2 separate regions of the Homo sapiens genome follow, and region 1 is linked to region 2. Evidence: chromatin loops called from intact Hi-C (ENCODE). Cell type or tissue: lower leg skin. All regions are shown on one strand. Each heading gives the region's core, and the rest is flanking DNA. Links, peaks and the distances in the headings are about the cores only.

Evidence for each region. A loop is a pair of places that touch in the nucleus more often than their neighbours do. Peaks named below come from ENCODE experiments on the same cell type or tissue, not always from the same donor. Only the 100,000 strongest peaks of a DNase experiment are listed, where the experiment ranks them.
Region 1: a loop joins it to region 2, with 13 times the contacts of the local background. A loop is called at or near these places in 2 of 110 quality-filtered maps.

The regions. Positions count from the first base shown.
Region 1 is chr9:137,281,209-137,290,302 of GRCh38, forward strand. It overlaps TOR4A (torsin family 4 member A), which reads left to right. Exons shown (of 2, transcript NM_017723.3): 2 at 1-1,433. Among named protein-coding and RNA genes, the nearest start is that of TOR4A, 8.0 kb to the left of the region's middle. RefSeq lists a silencer at 5,562-5,661 and an enhancer at 5,962-6,011. In lower leg skin, for the core only: no CTCF peak of the experiment used is centred there; no DNase peak of the experiment used is centred there.
Region 2 is chr9:137,347,352-137,356,445 of GRCh38, forward strand. EXD3 (exonuclease 3'-5' domain containing 3) reads right to left here. Exons shown (of 22, transcript NM_017820.5): 8 at 8,917-9,017; 9 at 7,349-7,422; 10 at 6,988-7,026; 11 at 5,269-5,435; 12 at 4,715-4,850; 13 at 3,967-4,177; 14 at 3,687-3,796; 15 at 2,018-2,180; 16 at 1,759-1,931; 17 at 720-887. Among named protein-coding and RNA genes, the nearest start is that of NRARP, 50 kb to the left of the region's middle. RefSeq lists enhancers at 3,623-4,132, 4,133-4,641. In lower leg skin, for the core only: no CTCF peak of the experiment used is centred there; DNase peaks (open chromatin) are centred at 2,220, 2,480, 3,570 and 4,766.

The DNA of each region.
Region 1 (9,094 bases), core at 304-8,303, 66 kb before region 2:
GGCAGCGAGGAGGTTTCACGCCGGTGCGGGGCGCCGTCGAGGTGGGGGCACCGCGAAGGTGGAGGCGGGGCCGCGCCGGAAGCCCCGAGTCGAGCGCACACGGCGGGCGCCCCTGGCAAGTGGGACTCCTCCGGCCCCGAGGCCTGAACTCAGCCCGGAGACCGCGCCCACCAGCGCCGGTGTCCCCGGAGGGGCCCCGCTAGTTCCCTGAGCAGAGGTCCTGCGGCTTCCCGGAGGGTGTCCTGTTCTCTCCCCCGCCTCGCATCCATTCTCGCCCTGGTGGTTGGTGTCTGTGGTCGGGGGCGAGGGCCGTCTAGTGGAGACGGGGATTCAGGCCGCTTGAAAGTCTGGGATCTCTGGGCGGATGGCAGCGGCTCCGCGGAGCTCGAGCTCGGCGCGCAGGTCCTGGGCCCAGGGCGGGAGCGCTAGCGAGAGGGCTGCCCCGTCCTGCCCAGAGGGTCCTGAGGACTCCCGCTGCTCCTGGAGTCTTGGGGAGGGGTCCGGCTCCACGGGGTGGGGGTGGGGGCTACCAGGAAACCTTTGCCTCCTGGGGCTGTGCAGGACCGGCTAGCCAGCGCTGGGAACCAGGGCTGAGTTCAGCCCAGCTCTGTCCACCCCAACCCCAGGGCTAGGGGAAGGAGCTGGGAGAAGGAGCCCCACCTCTCCCAGGCGAGTATCTGTCCCAGGAGCCCACACAGAGGGACACCCAGCTCTGGTCTGGCCTTCGTGTTGGCTTCAAGGTGGTAACAGAGAGAGCTGCAGAGTGGGGGTGTGTTTGCCAGTCCCTGCATGGGTGAATGTTGGGGTGCCCACTGCTCCCCAGGCAGGACCCCCAGGACTGTCAGCTCCCCTTCCCACAGAGCACCCACCTGGAGGTGTCACCTGCCGGCAAGCGTGGGCCATTCATCCACCTGTCAGTCAACAACACCCGCTGAGCATCGGCTTGTATCAAAAGGTCCAGACCTAAGGGGAAATTTTATCTCTTTCTTTCTTTCTTTCTTTTTTTTTTGACACAGAGTTTTGCTCTTGTTGCCCAGGCTGGAGTGCAATGACACGATCTCGGTTCACTGCAACCTCTGCCTCCTGGGTTCAAGCGATTCTCCTGCCTCAGCCTCCCGAGTAGCTGGGATTACAGGCGCCCGCCATCACGCCCGGGTAATTTTTTTGTATTGTTGGTAGAGACGGTGATTCACTATGTTGGCCAGGCTAGTCACGAACTCCTGACCTCGTGATCCGCCCACCTCGGCCTCCCAAAGTGCTGGGATTACAGGTGTGAGCCACCGTGCCCGGCCTCTTTTTATTTATTCCTAAAATATTACCTTGAGGCCAAATTCTGCGCTTAAGGAGAATGTGCACCAAGTGCTGGGGTGGGGGCTGGTAATAAACGAGGCCACAAATCATGCTTGTTAATAAATTGTGTGGTTCAAATCTGACGACCTACTGTTTGGTTTGTTTCTTGTCTGTCTGGTCTGTTAATAATTGAGGAGGATGCTGAAATCTTTCCCTAATTGTAGATTTATGGTAGATTTATCCATTTCTCTCTAAGCTTCTATTTAATAGGACATGCTGATCGAGAGTTTTGTTTTTTGTTTTGTTTTGAGAAACTTCTGAATGGGGAAGTGGTGTGGACCTGGAGGCTGATGGAAGGATTGGGGCTCACATGCAGTCTGCAGCTCAAACATCCGGGCTTTCCAGGAAATCCATAAATAACTAAAGTATTTTCTTTAATTGCCCTGGACAGGTGCTGAGGGCAGATGACCCAGGCTGGACATGCGGGAAGTTGCCAGCTAACCAGATGATCCCAAATGTCATAGCTGCTCTCCCTCATATGTGCAGAAACTGTTTCTGTGCAGTTGTCTCTGAGTTATTCTTTGACATCTGCCATGTGTCATTACGTAGTAACCCTCGTGATCTGTGTGTGCACATCATAATGACTTTTTTTTTTTTTTTTGAGACAAGGTCTCGCTCTGTCACCCAGGCTGGAGTGCAGTGGTGTGATCTCCACTCACTGCAGCCTCCACCTCCTGGGTTCAAGTAATTCTCCTGCCTCAGCCTCCTGAGTAGCTGGAATTACAGACGCCCACCACCACACCCAGCTAATTTTTGTATTTTTAGTAGGGACTCAGTTTCACTATGTTGGCCAGGCTGGTCTCGAACTCCTGACCTCAGGTGATCTACCCATCTCAGCCTCCCAAAATGCTGGCATTACAGTTGTGAGCCAACGTGCCTGGCTTCTCTTTTCTTTTAATAGAGACAGGTTCTCTCTGTCATTCAGGCTGGAATGCAATGGCGTGATTGTGGCTCACTACAGCCTCGACCTCCTGGGCTCAAGCGATTCTCCCACCTCGGCCTTCCAAAGTGCTGGGATTCCAGGCGTGAGCCGCCGCGCCTGGCCATTCTCTGCATTTTTCAAGGTCAGCAACACTGCATCCTTCCGACCACAGCCAGGAAGAGTTTTCTGCTTTTAAAGACCCATGTGACTAGATGTGTCCACCTGGGCCAGGCGCAGTGGCTCACGCCTATAATCCCAGCACTTTGGGAGGCCAAGGCGGGCAGATCACCTGAGGTCAGGAGTTCAAGACCAGCCTGGCCAACATGGTGGAACCCTGTCTCTACTAAAAATACAAAAATCAGTCGGATGTGGTGTCGAGTTCCTGTCATCCCAGCTACTTGGGGGGCTGAGGTAGGAGAATCGCTTGAATCCAGGAGGTGGAGCTTGCAGTGAGCCAAGACCCTGCGACTGCACTCCAGCCTGGACGACAGAGTGAGACTATGTCTCAAAAAAGATAAAATAAATAAGTAAATGTGTCCACCTGGGTAATAACGGATTATCTTCCCATCCAAGGTCCACACTTACCTACATCTGCAAAGTCCCTGAGTCAGTTTTGGTAATTTGTGTCTTTCTTGGAACTTCTAGGAATTTGTCCATTTCATCTAAATTGTCTAATTTTATTGATTTTTTTTTTTTGAGACAGTCTTGCTCTATCGCCCAGGCTGGAGTGCAGTGGCTCGATCTTGGCTCACTGCAACCTCTGCCTCCTGGGTTCAAGGGATTCTCCTGCTGTAGCCTCCCTAGTACCTGGGACTACAGGTGTGTGCCACCATGCCCAGCTAATTTTTTGTTTTGTTTTGTTTTGAGACGGAGTTTCACTCTTGTTGTCTAGGCTGGAGTGCAATGGTGCGATGATCTCGGCTCATTGCAACTTCCACCTCCTGGGTTCAAGCAATTCTCCTGCCTCAGTCTCCCGAGTAGCTGGGATTGCAGGCACGCACCAACATGCTCAGCTAATTTTTGTATTTTTAGTAGAGACAGGGTTATACCATATTGGACAGGCTGGTCTCAAACTCCCCACTTACAGTGATCCTCCAGCCTAGACCTCCCAAAGTGCTGGGATTACAGGCGTGAGCCACCATGCCTGGCCCTAGGCAAACTTTTTGAAATAAAGCTTTTTTTTTTTTTTTTGGTTTGTTTGTTTGAGACAGGGTCTCACTCTGTCACCTAGGCTGGAGGGCAGTGGTGCAATCTCAGCTAGTGGTGCAATCTTGGCTCACTGCAGCCTTAAACTCCCAGGTTCAAGCGATTCTCCTGCCTTGGCCTCCTGAGTAGCTGGGACCAGAGGCGTGTGCCACCATGTCCTGGTAATTTTTGTTTTTTTTTTTTTTTTTGAGACAGAGTCTCGCTCTGTTGCCCAGGCTGGAGTGCAGTGGCGCGATCTCTGCTCACTGCAAGCTCCGCCTCCTGGGTTCATGCCATTCTCCTGCCTCAGCCTCCCAAGTAGCTGGGACTACAGGCGCCCATCACCACGCCTGGCTAGTTTTTTGCATTTTTTTTTTTTGAGATGGAGTCTTGCTCTGTCATCCAGGCTGGAAGTGCAGTGGCGCAATCTTGGCTCACTGCAAGCTCCGCCTCCCGGGTTCTCGCCATTCTGCCTCAGCCTCCTTAGTAGCTGGGATTACAGGCGCCTGCCACCATGACTGGCTAATTTTTTTTTTTGCATTTTTTTAGTAGAGACGGGGTTTCACCATGTTAGCCAGGATGGTCTCGATCTCCTGACCTCATGATCCGCCCTCCTCGGCCTCCCAAAGTGCTGGGATTACAGGCATGAGCCACCGTGTCCGGCCCCACATTGGGTAGTTTCTATTGATCTAGTCTCAAATTGCATGGCGAGCACATACAATTCCAGCTGCCCGGGAGGCTGAGGCAGGAGAATCACTTGAATCCAGGAGGCAGAGGTTGCAGTGAGCCGAGATTGAGCCATTGCACTCCAGCCTGGGAGACAGAGCGAGACTTATCTCAAAAAAAAAAAAAAAAAATCTGTTGCTCAACCTCTTTAGTGGATTTCTCATTTCAGTTTTTGTGCTTTTTAACTCCAAACTTTCCATTTCCATTTGGTTCTTTTTTTTTTTGTCTTTCAATTCTTTATTATATATAAAAAATTGTTTTCCATCTTGAAAGTTTTTTTTTTAAATTTTTTTTGAGAGATGAATCTCAATCTGTTTCCCAGGTTGGAGTGCAGTGGTGCAATCTCAGATCACGGCAACCTCTGCCTCCTGGGTTCAGGCAATTCTCCTGCCTCAGCCTCCTGAGTAGCTGGGATTACAGGCATGTGCCACCACGCCCAGCTAATTTTTGTAGTTTTAGTAGAGACAGGATTTCTCCATGTTGGCCAGGCTGGTCTCAAACTCCTGATCTCAGGTGATCCACCACCTTGGCCTCCCAAAGTGCTGGGATTACAGGTGTGAGCCACTGCACCCGGCCTAATTTTTGTATTTTTTTAGTAGAGACGGGGTTTCACTATATGTTGGCCAGGCTGGTCTCGAACTCCTGAGATCAAGCAATCCTCTTGCCTCGGCCTCTCAAAGTGCTGGGATTACAGGCGTGAGCCACCGCACCTGGCTTCACCTTGAAAGTTTTAAAGCCAATGTATCTTCTCTTTCTGAAGATTTGAAACATTTTGTAGACAGAATGGAAAGCAATGAAAATCTACAAAAATGTTTTGAATACCCAAAAGAAAAAGCATCAGATTTGTTTCTGGCAATACCTGTGGTTGAGATGAAGGAATCCATAGCAGAGGTTTCTTCAGAGCCTCAGGCTTGGGATCAGTTTTTGTTGCACTATCAGGTTGAGTGTCTGCGATTACATGTTCAGAGGATCAACCAAAGTCAGAATTTCTGAAGTTGAAGTGAAACTACAGTATACTTTTTTTTTTCCAGACAGAGTTTCACTCGGTTGCCCAGGCTGGAGTGTAATGGCATGATCATAGCACATTGCTCAAGCACATAGCAACAGGCTCAAGCAATCCTCCTGCCTCAGCCTCCCGAGTAGCTGGGACTACAGGTGCATGTCACCACGCCCAGCTAATTTTGTTCATTTTTTGTACAGATGAGGTTTCACTATGTTGCCCAAGCTAGTCTCAAACTCCTGGGCTCAAGGGATCCTCCTGCTTTGGCTTCTCAAAGTGCTGGGACTACAGGCTTGAGCCACCACACCTGGCCCAGACTGTGTTCTTTTTTTTTTTTTTTTTGAGACGGAGTCTCGCTCTGTCGCCCAGGCTGGAGTGCAGTGGTGCGATCTCGGCTCACTGTAACCGCCTTCTGAGTTCACACTATTCTCCTGTCTCAGCCTTCCAAGTAGCTGAGATTGCAGCATGTGCCACCACACCTGGCTAACTTTGTATTTTTAGTAGAGATGGGGTTTCACCATGTTGGTCAGGCTGGTCTTGAACTCCTGACCTCAGGTGATCCGCCTGCCTTGGCCTCCCAAAGTGCTGAGATTACAGGCGTGAGCCACTGCACCTGACCCAGGAGAAGGTCTTTGACTGTGTGGAGCTGGTGATGGATGAGCTACAAGGAGCAGTCCCTGCCATGGGCCTTCGTGGACTGAGGCCGTCAGAGCCTCCAGCAGGTGTCAGTGCAGCTCAGGGAGAGACACCCACTCAGCACCTCCCAAGAGATGCAGACTCATGTCCAGGACCTCGTGGAGTTTCTGGAGGCTGGAAAGGGAACGGGGATGGAAGGCGCTCCAGCACGTGGCCATTGCCCGGGGGTGTGAGCTGGTGATTTCTGCCCTTCTGCCTCTGAGGATGAGCGTAGAGCGTCGTAGTTTTTCTTATTTTTTTTTTCAAGACGGAGTTTCGCTCTTGTTGCCCAGACTGGAGTGCAGTGGCGTGATCTCGGCTCACTGCAACCTCTGCCTCCCGGGTTCAAGTGATGCTTCTGCTTCAGCCTCCCGAGTAGCTTACCTGGCTAACTTTTGTAGTTTTAGTAGAGACAGGGTTTCATCATGTTGCCCAGGCTGGTCTCCAACTCTTGACCTCAGGTGATCCACCTGTGTCGGCCTCCCAAAGTGCTGGGATTACAGGTGTAAGCCACCGAGCCCAGCCTCTTTTCTTTTTTTAAAATTTTTATTTTTTTGAGACAGGGTCTTACTCTGTCACCCAGGCTAGAGTACAGTGGTAGAGTCATAGCTCACTGCAGCCTTGCACTCCTGGGCTCAAGTGATCCTCCCAGCTCAGCATCCCAAGCAGCTGGGGCCACAGGTGTGCACCACCATGCTTGCTTAATTTTTGTATTTTTTATAGAAATGGGGCTTTGCCACATTGCCCAGGCTGGTCTCGAACTCCTGAGCTCAAATGATCCACCCACCTTGACCTCCCAAAGTGCTGGGATTACAGGTGTGAGCCACGGCGCCCAGCCGCCCATTCCTTTTTAAGGCTGAAATGAGTACTGTGGATCAGGATGCAATGTGACTGGTGTCCTTACAAGAAGAGAATATTTGGGCCAGGCACGGTGGCTCACGCCTGTAATCCCAGCACTTTGGGAGGCCGAGGCGGGCAGATCACGAGGTCAGGAGATCAAGACCAACCTGGCTAACATGGTGAAGCCCCATCTCTACTAAAAATACAAAAAATTAGCCAGGCCTGGTGGCAGGTGCCTGTAGTCCCAGCTACTTGGGAGGCTGAGGCAGGAGAATGGTGTGAATCCGGGAGGCGGAGCTTGCAGTGAGCCGAGATCGCGCCACTGCACTCCAGCCTGGGCGACAGAATGAGATTCACTCTCAAAAAATAAAATAAAATAAAATAATAAAAAAATAGAAAAGGAAAGAAAAAGCGCCTCTGCCCGGCCGCCCCTACTGGGAAGTGAGGAGCCCCTCTGCCCGGCCAGCCGCCCCGTCCGGGAGGGAGGTGGGGGGGTCGGCCCCCCGCCCGGCCAGCCGCCCCGTCCGGGAGGTGAGGGGCGCCTCTGCCCGGCCGCCCCTACTGGGAAGTGAGGAGCCCCTCTGCCCGGCCAGCCGCCCCGTCCGGGAGGGAGGTGGGGGGGGTCAGCCCCCCTGCCCGGCCAGCCGCCCCGTCCGGGAGGTGAGGGGCGCCTCTGCCCGGCCGCCCCTACTGGGAAGTGAGGAGCCCCTCTGCCCGGCCACCACCCCGTCTGGGAGGTGTGCCTAACAGCTCATTGAGAACGGGCCAGGATGACAATGGCGGCTTTGTGGAATGGAAAGGCGGGAAAGGTGGGGAAAAGATTGAGAAATCGGATGGTTGCCGTGTCTGTGTAGAAAGAAGTAGACATGGGAGACTTTTCATTTTGTTCTGCACTAAGAAAAATTCCTCTGCCTTGGGATCCTGTTGATCTGTGACCTTACCCCCAACCCTGTGCTCTCTGAAACATGTGCTGTGTCCACTCAGGGTTAAATGGATTAAGGGCGGTGCAAGATGTGCTTTGTTAAACAGATGCTTGAAGGCAGCATGCTCGTTAAGAGTCATCACCCATCCCTAATCTCAAGTAATCAGGGACACAAACACTGCGGAAGGCCGCAGAGTCCTCTGCCTAGGAAAACCAGAGACCTTTGTTCACTTGTTTATCTGCTGACCTTCCCTCCACTATTGTCCCATGACCCTGCCAAATCCCCCTCTGTGAGAAACACCCAAGAATTATCAATAAAAAAATAAATTAAAAAAAAAAAAAAAGAAAAAAAAAAGAAATTGGAGAGCCAGCAAACCGAGAAGATGGAGACCTGGAGACCTAGTGTCCTGAACCAGTATCTTACATTTTCCATGCTGGCAGGAGGGTTTTCATGGGATGGGGGATGTGGAGAAACTATGTGCAGGGCTTGGGATCAGGAGGGGACCGAGGACCACACACATCTGGGTGCCAGCGAGGGTGGGAGGGACCGAGGACCACACACATCTGGGTGCCAGCGAGGGTCTGAGGAGGCTGTGGCCACTTCTCTGTCCTTGGTCAGGTCACAGTGCTCCTGTAAATCTTTTTTTTTTTTTTTGAGATGGAGTCTCGCTCTGTCGCCCAGGCTGGAGTGCAGTGGTGCAATCTTGGCTCACTGCAACCTCCGCCTCCCAGGTTCACGCCATTTTCCTGCCTCAGCCTCCCAAGTAGCTGGGACTACAGGCGCCTGCCACCATGCCCGGCTAATTTTTTTTTTGTATTTTTTGTAGAGTCAGGGTTTCACCATGTTAGCCGGGATGGTCTCGATCTCCTGACCTCATGATGTGCCCACCTTGGCCTCCCAAAGTGCTGGGATTACAGGCGTGAGCCACCATGCCCGGCCCTTGCTCCTGTAAATCTTTAACAAAACCTAGTTAGTGGGTTTCATTTTTATTTTTTTATTTTTTTTTCAGGGTCTCACTCTGTCACCCAGGCTGGAGTTCAGTGGCGTGACCTCGGCTCACTGCAAGCTCCGCCTCTTGGGTTCAAGCGATTCTCCTGCCTCAGCCTCCCGAATAGCTGGGATTACAGGCATGCGCCACCATACCAGCTAATTGTTGTATTTTTAGTAGAGAGTGTTTCTCCATGTTGGCCAGGCTGGTCTTGAATGCCTGACCTCAGGTGACCCACCCACCTTGGCCTCCCTCAGTACTGGGATTACAGGCGTGAGCCACCGCACCGGTCCCCACATATATATTTTTTGAGACAGGGTCTCTCTCTGTTGCCCAGACTGGAGTGCAGGGGTGCAATCATGGCTCACTGCAGCCTAAACCTCCTGGGCTCAAGCCATCCTACCACCTCAGCCTCCAAAGTGGATGGGACCACAGGCGTGTGCCACGTCTGGCCAGGTTTAAAAAATTTTTTTAGAGACGAGGTC
Region 2 (9,094 bases), core at 385-8,384:
CTTGTGCGGCGTCCTCCATCTTCAAGCCAACAATGGGACACTGAATCCTTCCTGTGCTTTGAATCTCTCTGTCTTCTGTGTTCCATTCCTGCTTTTTTTCTTTTTTTTTTAAGATGGAGTCTTGCTCTGTCAGCCAGGCTGGAGTGCAGTGGCGTGATCTCAGCTCACTGTAACCTCTGCCTCCGGTGTTTAAGCGATTCTCGTGTCTCAGCCTCCTGAGTAGTTGGGATTACAGGCGCCCGCCACTACGCCTGGCTAATTTTTCTATTTTTGGTACAGACGGGGTTTCACCATATTGGTCAGGCTGGTCTCCAACTCCTGGCCTCAAGTGATCCACCCACCTCGGCCTCCCAAGGTGCTGGGATTATAGGCATGAGCCACTGCGTCCGGCCCCATTTCTGCTTTTAAGGGCTCATGTGATTACACTGGGCCCACCCAAATAAGATAGACTCTCTATTTTAAGTTCAACTGATTAATAGTGTCAATTACATCTGTAAATTCCTTTTGTGGGACAATGAGGGCTGAGGCTGGGACCATCTCAGCCACTTGGCCCCCAACCGCTCCATCCTTGGCCACCCCGTCCTGTTCCCAGAGCCTGCCTGGCACAGCTGGCAGCCATGGATGAGCTGGAGGGAGGAGTTTGATGCTAGGGGTGGGCACACCTGTGCTAGGGGCAGCTGCACCTTGGGAGGACCCCAAGACCCTCCCCGCAAACTCACCTCGGCCGCCCTGCGGTGGTCTTCACCATTGCCCAGCATGCGTGCATCCACACCGAGACAGCGGAGGCTCCGTGCCAGCCCCTGCAGCATGTTGTCACACACCACACGGAAGGCCCTGGCCGGAATCTGAGGGGCAGCGCCCTCAGACACAGCCACAGCCACAGGGACCTGCAGTGAGGCCCTGGTCAGCAGTCCCACGGTCACCCCCCAGCCCCTCACAGCCTCAGAGAGCCAGGGCCCTGAGGCTGTGTGGCCAGCACTCTGTCTCTGTTTTATCTTCAAAAGATAAAACTGTGTGTGCTGTGCATAAAACAGCAGAAACGCAGACAAAATGCAGTGAAACCACCCCTGGGGGGCTCTAGTGCTCATGCTGGGGGGGCTCCACGTGTGTGTCTGGGGTGGCGTGTGTGCCCAGAGAGGGGTGGGGATCACGGGGAGGGGGCTAGATAGAGAGGGGTGGGGATCACAAGGAGGGGGTTAGATAGAGAGGGGTGGGGATCACGAGGAAGGTGCTAGATAGAGAGGGGTGAGGATCACAAGGAGGGGGTTAGACAGAGAGGGGTGGGGATCATGGGGAGGGGGCTAGATAGAGAGGGGTGGGGATCACGGGGAGGGGTTAGATAGAGAGGGGTGGGGATCACAAGGAGGGGGCTAGATAGAGAGGGGTGGGGATCACGGGGAGGGGTTAGATAGAGAGGGGAGGGGGAGGGGGCTAGATAGAGAGGGGTGGGGATCACGGGGAGGGGGCTAGATGCTGCCTTGGGCCATGGGAGGGGCCTGCCAGGCCAAGTATCAGGAGGGGACTGGGGCACTCAGGGGCACGGCTGCCTCCTGAGCAGTGACCCCCCAGGCAAGCGCAGCCCCCGTGACAGTCATGCAGGAGGTTCACCAGGACTTTGCTCCCCTCTCGCTCCAGGAGCTGGGCCCCCTCCACACGCTCTGACCCAGTGGCCTTGTCTCCATGCAGGTCCTTGGTTTATGGACAGGGATCTCCTTCCCCAAGAATGCTGACAAACGGACCCTGCGGGGCTTCACCCACCTGCCTGGGTGCGGCCGGTGCTGACGCTTTCTGCAGGCCGGGTGGCTTCCGTGCCCCTGGTCTCTCTCTGTGCCTGGGCCTCCGGCTCCCAGCCAGGTCCTCCGACAGGTGGAAGCGGGCGGGCTCTCTGCACAGGGCTTGGTGCACCTCCAGCAGGCAGTAGGCGTCGGCAGCTGTGTGGGGAGTCGGCCTCAGCCTCCCGGGACAGAGGGCGGGAGGGGCGTGAGGAGGGGTCACTCCCACCCGCCGCACCGCACACCTGCGTAGATGACCTGCTCCTCGCAGAGCGGCCTCCGGTCCCAGTTGGACAGCTGCTGCGTCTTGTCCAGGGCTGTGCCCAGCACCTGCTGCACCAGGAGGCTCAGGCCCCTCAGCTCCCTGGCCCTGTCCACGGCTGGGGCTGGCACGCTCGCCACCCGCATCTGCTAAGACAGTGCCCTGCAGGGTAACGCGTCTGGCCCTGGCGGCAGCACAGTCACCGTGCCCACTCACACCAGCCCTGCGGGGGCTCTGGAGGAGGCCCCGCCCCCTCCACCAGCGGCCCCCACAGCAGAGACGGGGAGAAGGAGCGGACACATCCGAGGAGAGGCTCCACGTGGGGGTCCCAGGCTGCAGGCACTGCACACCAGGGCCAGCTCCGGGGGCCCTGGTCAGCAGTCCCACGGTAACCCCGCCCAGCCCCTCACAGCCTCAGAGAGCCCGGGCCCTGAGTCTGTGTGGCCAGCTCTCTGTCTCTGTTTTATCTTCAGAAGAGGAGCACTGGGTGTGCCGTGCATAAAACAGCAGAAACGCAGACAAAATGCAGCGAAACCACCCCCGGGGGGCTCTAGTGCTCATGCTAGGGGCGCTCCACGTGTGTGTCTGGGGTGGCGTGTGTGCCCAGAGAGGGGTGGGGATCACGGGGAAGGTGCTAGATAGAGAGGGGTGGGGATCACGGGGAAGGTTCTAGATAGAGAGGGGTGGGGATCACGAGGAGGGGCTAGATAGAGAGGGGTGGGGATCACGGGGAGGGTTCTAGATAGAGAGGGGTGGGGATCACGGGGAAGGTTCTAGATAGAGAGGGATGGGGATCACGGGGAAGGTTCTAGATAGAGAGGGGTGGGGATCACGGGGAAGGTTCTAGATAGAGAGGGATGGGGATCACGGGGAAGGTGCTAGATAGAGAGGGGTGGGGATTACGGGGAGAGAGCTAGATAGAGAGGGGTGGGGATCACGGGGAAGGTTCTAGATAGAGAGGGATGGGGATCACGGGGAAGGTGCTAGATAGAGAGGGGTGGGGATCACGGGGAGGGGTTAGATAGAGAGGGGTGGGGATCACGGGGAAGGTTCTAGATAGAGAGGGGTGGGGATCACGGGGAGGGGGCTAGATAGAGAGGGGTGGGGATCACGGGGAAGGTTCTAGATAGAGAGGGGTGGGGATCACGGGGAAGGTTCTAGATAGAGAGGGGTGGGGATCACGGGGAAGGTGCTAGATAGAGAGGGGTGGGGATCACGGGGAGGGTTCTAGATAGAGAGGGGTGGGGATCACGGGGAGGGTTCTAGATAGAGAGGGGTGGGGATCACAAGGAGGGGGCTAGATAGAGAGGGGTGGGGATCACGGGGAGGGGGCTAGATAGAGCCCCAGGGGCTCCCTCCCGCAGCTCCTCCAAGTGGAACCCAGGGCTCAGGTCTGGGGGAAGGTGCCCTCACACCAGATAACGGCCCCACAGGGGCTCAGGGATGCCTGCACCAGGAGGCCCTGCTCCCTCCCTGGAGATGCCAGATCCAGCTCTGCCAGGCTCTGCTCTGGGGCCCTGGTGACTGAGGCTGTGCTGACAGGAATCCGGCGGGAGAAGCCCAGGGCCGCTGGGAAGGTGTGGAGGGGCCCCAAGCAGCCCTCGAACCCCAGGCCCACCCGGCATCTTGTGAGCGGCTCAGTGGGTGCCCACCTGTCTGTGCACCAGCAGCAGGTCCATGCCGCCCAGAATCTGCTTCTCCACATGGGCCAGGGCGGGGCAGGACGTGCCCAGTTTTTGCAGGTCCCCCACCATCCCGTAGCCTGTGGGCAGGAACCATCGTGGGAGGGGCGCCTGCAGGCAGGGACCGCACTGTCCCCTGACCCCAGGGTGCACCCAGCACCCTCCCCGGGGCACACGGAGGGAAGGGTCAGGCAGGGGTGCGGGCTGCTTTCTTTCTGGACTGGGCAGGGGGCCCCAGGGCTTCACTCACCCAGCTTGGTGATAGAGGGGTCCGAGAGGAGCTGGGCCACCAGCCGGGAAAAGGCCTGGGCTCCCTGCCCTGTTGGTGGCTGCGAGAGTGCCAGGACGTCCAGAAGGAACACGTGGCCCTCCACGGCCACCTGCAGGAGTGACGGCCGAGGCCGGCCCCCAGCAACAAACACAGGTGTCCACTCCACGTCTACACCAACCACTTGGTGGCACTGCGGGCAGAGAGGGGCAGATGTGATCATCAGGGCCAACTTGGCTCTGCAGGGACCACAGCCTGGAGGTCCTGAGCAGCTCTGTGAGCTTGGGCTTCGGGGAGACGCCCCTGCACCCCTGCATGTTTATAGGGCTGGGGCTGTTGGGGGCACTAAGGCCTGTGCTCCAGCTGCCCCCTGCTTTCTGTGGCTGCACCAGAGAGGGAGGCCTGGCTGTTGTGAGCAAGAGCCTGGCCTGGTGCCCACGGCAGTGCCCGTGTCAGGGAGGCACCCCACGTCTCGGGCACCATCTGTAAAATGGGGATTCCACGGCACCTTCCACAGGCTGGCAGCACTGGGTAAATGCCAGCAGCCAGCATCCTGGAGTCTCAGCAGCACAGTGTGGGGAACGGCTGCCCTCACAGCAGCCCTGGGGCACCTGGCGGGCTCATGCCCAGAGGCCTTGCCTCTCTCCGAATGCCATGCCCCTGATGCTCCTCCAGTGCCTGGCAGGGGGATCCCACCACCGGGCGCTGCCCCAGCGGCCGAGGGAACCACCTGCAGGAGTGCACCCTCGTGTCTGGTCAGGTCTTCCCACGAGGCCAGGAGGTGGACGTTCTCCCTGGGGATGGGCAGCTGGTAGTAACGGTCCTTCATGTCCTTCACCTCCAGCCTCGAGTCAGCCTCAGTCGCCCTGGGAGGAGCAGAGCTGGTAGCGCCCCCATGTCCCTGGTCCCCCACCCACTCTGACCTCGGAGCAGGAGGGGAGCATTCAGGGCCTGTTTGGTGGGGGCATCTCAGGTCCTGGCTCCTCCTCCCACACCGGCTCAGTCCAGCCCAGCGTGACCCTTGCTCCTGCCTCTCCTCCCAGTGGCCCTGGTGACTGTCCCCCCAGGGTCCCTCATGGGTCGGGCTGGCCATGGATCTGGCAGCAGAGGAGGAGGGCTGGGCCCTGCTGTCTTGTCTGCTCTGTGTATAGCTGCGCTCTTTGTTTTGTCTTGATTTCTAATTCTCAAGCCACTGGCGTGAAGACTGGTGAGCTGTCGTCCCAAGGGTAGGGGCCACCCTGGGCGGAACCCACCCCTGGCTGGGGTCACCCTGGCGGCGCTCACCTCCCCTGGAGCCTGAACCGGCGGAGTTCCACAGCCACCGCAGCCGGCAGCCGCTCCTCGGGCAGCAAGAGTTCCATGGCACACTGGGCGGCCGTGACTGGGTCACTGTGGGAGACCAGCAGCTGAGACAGCTGCTCCTGAAGCCACGGGCTCTGCCCCACCAGGCCCTGTGAGGAGGGTGGCCGTGAGGATGGAGATGGGGACATTGCTGTGCCACAGGGCCCTGCCCCGAGGGACCCCCGTAGACCCCGACCTTGCAGACTGGCTATGAGCACTCGGGGAGGAGGGGCAGCCGTCCACCTGAGGCCTGCAGCATCTGTCCTGCCTGAGGTCAAGGTTCCACAGGACCAAAGCGGCTGAGATAGAGGTGCTGAGGCAAAGGCTGTCCACCCCAGTGTAGCCCCGGCTGGCCTTCCGGGTCTCCAAGCCTGAGGTGAAGGCTGCCCACCTCAGTTCAGCCCCAGCTGGCCCCTCCTGGCCTCCAAGCCTCCGCTGACCTTCCCGGCCTCCAAGCCTCCACCGGCCCTCCTGGCCTCCAAGCCTCTGCTGACCTTCCTGGCCTCCAAGCCTCCACCAGCCCTCCTGGCCTCCAAGCCTCCACTGACCTTTCCAGCCTCCAAGCCTCCACTGGCCCTCCTGGCCTCCAAGCCTCCACTGACCTTCCCGGCCTCCAAGCCTCTGCCGGCCCTCCTGCTCTCACCAGGCATCTGCCCCCACCCCGGGTCCCAGGAGCCCGGGCATGTTTTCTGGAGCACCTGCCCAGCCTGCCCCATCTCCACGCTCCTCCTCTTGCCAGGGGAGCCCCTCTGCCCCTTCCCCTCCTCCTCATTATGTGGGGTTTGGCTGGCAGGGCTCAGGAGGCTATTGGGCACCCATTCACCCATGGCCCAGGAGCAGACAGAGGGGTGCCCTCTGGGTGGCAATGACCAAGGGGGTCCTGAGAAACCTCATCCTCACCAGGGTGAGCTCTCTCCCACCCCGCAGCCACCGTGGCAGCGCCCAGCCCAGGAGCAGAGGCACCTACAGGCCTGCGGGACCCTCAGCCCCCGCTGGGAAATGCAGGGCCCAGCACAAGCGAGGGTCTCCCTCCCCGCAAGGTCCTGGAGTCCATGGGTCCAGGATGGCCTTGAGTGTCAGGCGGGAAGGGAGGGGACCTGCCCAGCAGGCTGAGCTCCTGCACGACCTCCCACCCCACGGCCTCGAGGAGGGTCCGCCTGCCCCGCTGGCTTCAGGCCCAGCAGCCTGAGGCTGCTTCCCCGGCGTGGGTTCCCACGTGGACGACAATACGTGGAAGCCGCCCGCATTCTTCAGGACGTCCGCTGCCCTTCCGGCCGGCTCTGCGCTGGCACCGGGCTGGGGGGGCCTGGCCTTCCTCCTTCCGGCCTCGCCCAGGCGCCTTGCACCTCTCTGGTGACTCTCAGCCCCCACCCGGCCCCACAGGCAGCTCCGCTGGGTTGGTTCGGGTGGCACGGACGCTGCCGTCTGCCTGGAACGAGGCCCAGTCAGGCTCTACTGATGCCCTCGGCTCCCGCTCAGGCCTCCCGGGCCTGAGGACCCTACACCCGCCTGCCAGCCACACGCCCCAACATGGGGTCTGGGCTCAGCAGCCCCAGCGAAGGCCTCAGCTCTGCGCACTTCCACCAGGAGGCTCCGGGCCTGTGCCCCTAGGACAGCCGCCCAGGCCGCCCTGCCGGCTTACAGGCAAGGGCACGAACTCACCTGCACATGGTCGGTCCAGTTCTCCTGTGACAGGCTCTTCTGCAAAGGCAAACAGGAAGGGGCGGTTGCCAGGCAGCTCCAGAGGCTGTATCGGGGCCTGGTGGGAGTTTTCCTCGACCCCTGGCAGGGTACATCCTTGGCAGAGCCCAGGTGCTCACCCGCCCTGGTGCCACAGCCCAGAGCCAGGGCCCCATGGCCTCCCCTTCACCCAGGCCTGGCCCAGCTCACCCAGCTCTGGGGCAAGAAGCAGCTCCTACTTGATATGTCTGTGCACCCTGCAGTGCGCAGTGAGTATCCCAGGCCAAACTCTGTGGCTCAGGCCGCGGCTGGCTGCCCCCAGGACCCCCTCCTGCTCACGAACCTCCACAAACCGCTTGTGGCACAGGTGCCGCAGGGCCGCCAGGCGCTGCTGAATGGCCGCGTTGGGACACAGCGCTGAAAGGAAAGGCCAGCTCAGCACTGAGGGCTCAGGGCAGCCTCACCACGGCCTCCTTCTGGGGCGGGCTGGAGACGGGCAGAGGGGCTGCGCCTGCCCCTTCACCGTCCTCCACCTCTGCCCCGGAGCCCACCCCCTCCTCACCACCTGGGCCTCTGCTGGGGTCCACCCCACTCAGCCTGGGGGTCCCGCCGGCCCCGGGGTCTCCCTTGCACTTGTGTGGCGGGCCCTTTCGTCTGGCCTCCCTCTGGGGCCTCCCTGTCTTTCCTCAGGGAGTTTCCTTCTTGGCGTTGGCATCTGCGTTTGTGCCCTGCCCTTCTCTCACTGGCACGTGGAACCCTCGTGGACAGAGCCGGCTGCTCACTGTGGGTCCCGTGACTGAAGCCCCATGAGCGGCAGGGACTGAGGCACACGCACGTCCACACCCTCCGTCAGCCTCACCTCCATACTCCACTCCAGAGCCTGAGGGGGCCCCGGGGAGGGCACCACAGTCTGGCTGAGCCCTTTTCCCCCAGGGTGCGGCAGCCAGTGGTGCTAACGGGCTGGCTGGTCCTCAGCGGGGTGCCGACCTTTCAGGGCCCCACCCCCCACGCCCAGAGCGCAGCCACGGGGAGCCGGGCGACCATCTGCCCTGAGGCAGGGAGGAAGGAGGAAGGAGGATGGAGGAAGGGAGGATGGAGGAAGGAGAAAGGAGGAAGGAGGAAGGAGGAAGGAGGATGGAGGAAGGAGGAAGGAGGAAGGAGGAAGGAGGATGGAGGAAGGAGGAAGGAGGAAGGAGGAAGGAGGAAGGGAGGATGGAGGAAGGAGGAAGGAGAAAGGGCGGAAGGAGAAAGGAGGAAGGAGGAAGGGAGGATGGAGGAAGGAGGAAGGAGGAAGGAGGAAGGAGGAAGGAGAAAGGGAGGATGGAGGAAGGAGAAAGGGAGGAAGGAGGAAGGAGGAAGGAGGAAGGAGGAAGGAGGACCTAGAAACACTGCAAAATCCAGATAAAATTCAAACTTCCGGCCAGGTGCCAGCCTGTACCCTCCTGAGATTCAAGGGCCCCATGGAAGGGGCCTCAGTGCATCTTCCCGGCCCTTGCAGGGGGTCCTGGGAGCAAAGGGGACCTGGCTTCCCTTGGTGTCCAACGACACAGGCAGGTGTGGCCATCAGCCTGTCCAGAGGGGCCTGGGAGGAGTGGCTGGAGTCCTGCGGACTTGGACTCAGCACTCACCCTCAGCTCTGCAGCCAGGCAGGAGGCAGGAAGCCCTCCCGGAGCCGCCTAGGTGGGCAGAGGAGCTCATAGACCCGTTGGCTGCTCAGTCGCAGGGCCCAGGCCAGGCCCACCTCACAGCCACTCTGGCACGAGCTGGGCAAGAGGCAGGGAGGGGCTCTCTGGGAAGGTTGGTCTTGGTTGGCACCTGAACAACGGGCAGCCCCAGTCACAGAGGATGTCCCTGGCCACGCTTGGCGGCTCTCCCTGGCCTGTGGGGCAGGAATGTGGGGGCTGGACTCACCTGGGGCTACGCCGTACCGCTCCTGCAGACGCAAGACCTGCCTGCTCAGCGCCTTCGGACTCAGCTTCTCCAGGCTCAAGGAGGTCACCTCAGGGTACCGTCTGTGGGGAGAGAGAGGCACAGCCTCTGTTGCTGTTTTAAGTTAATACATTTTAAGATTTTCATTTTCATCATAGTC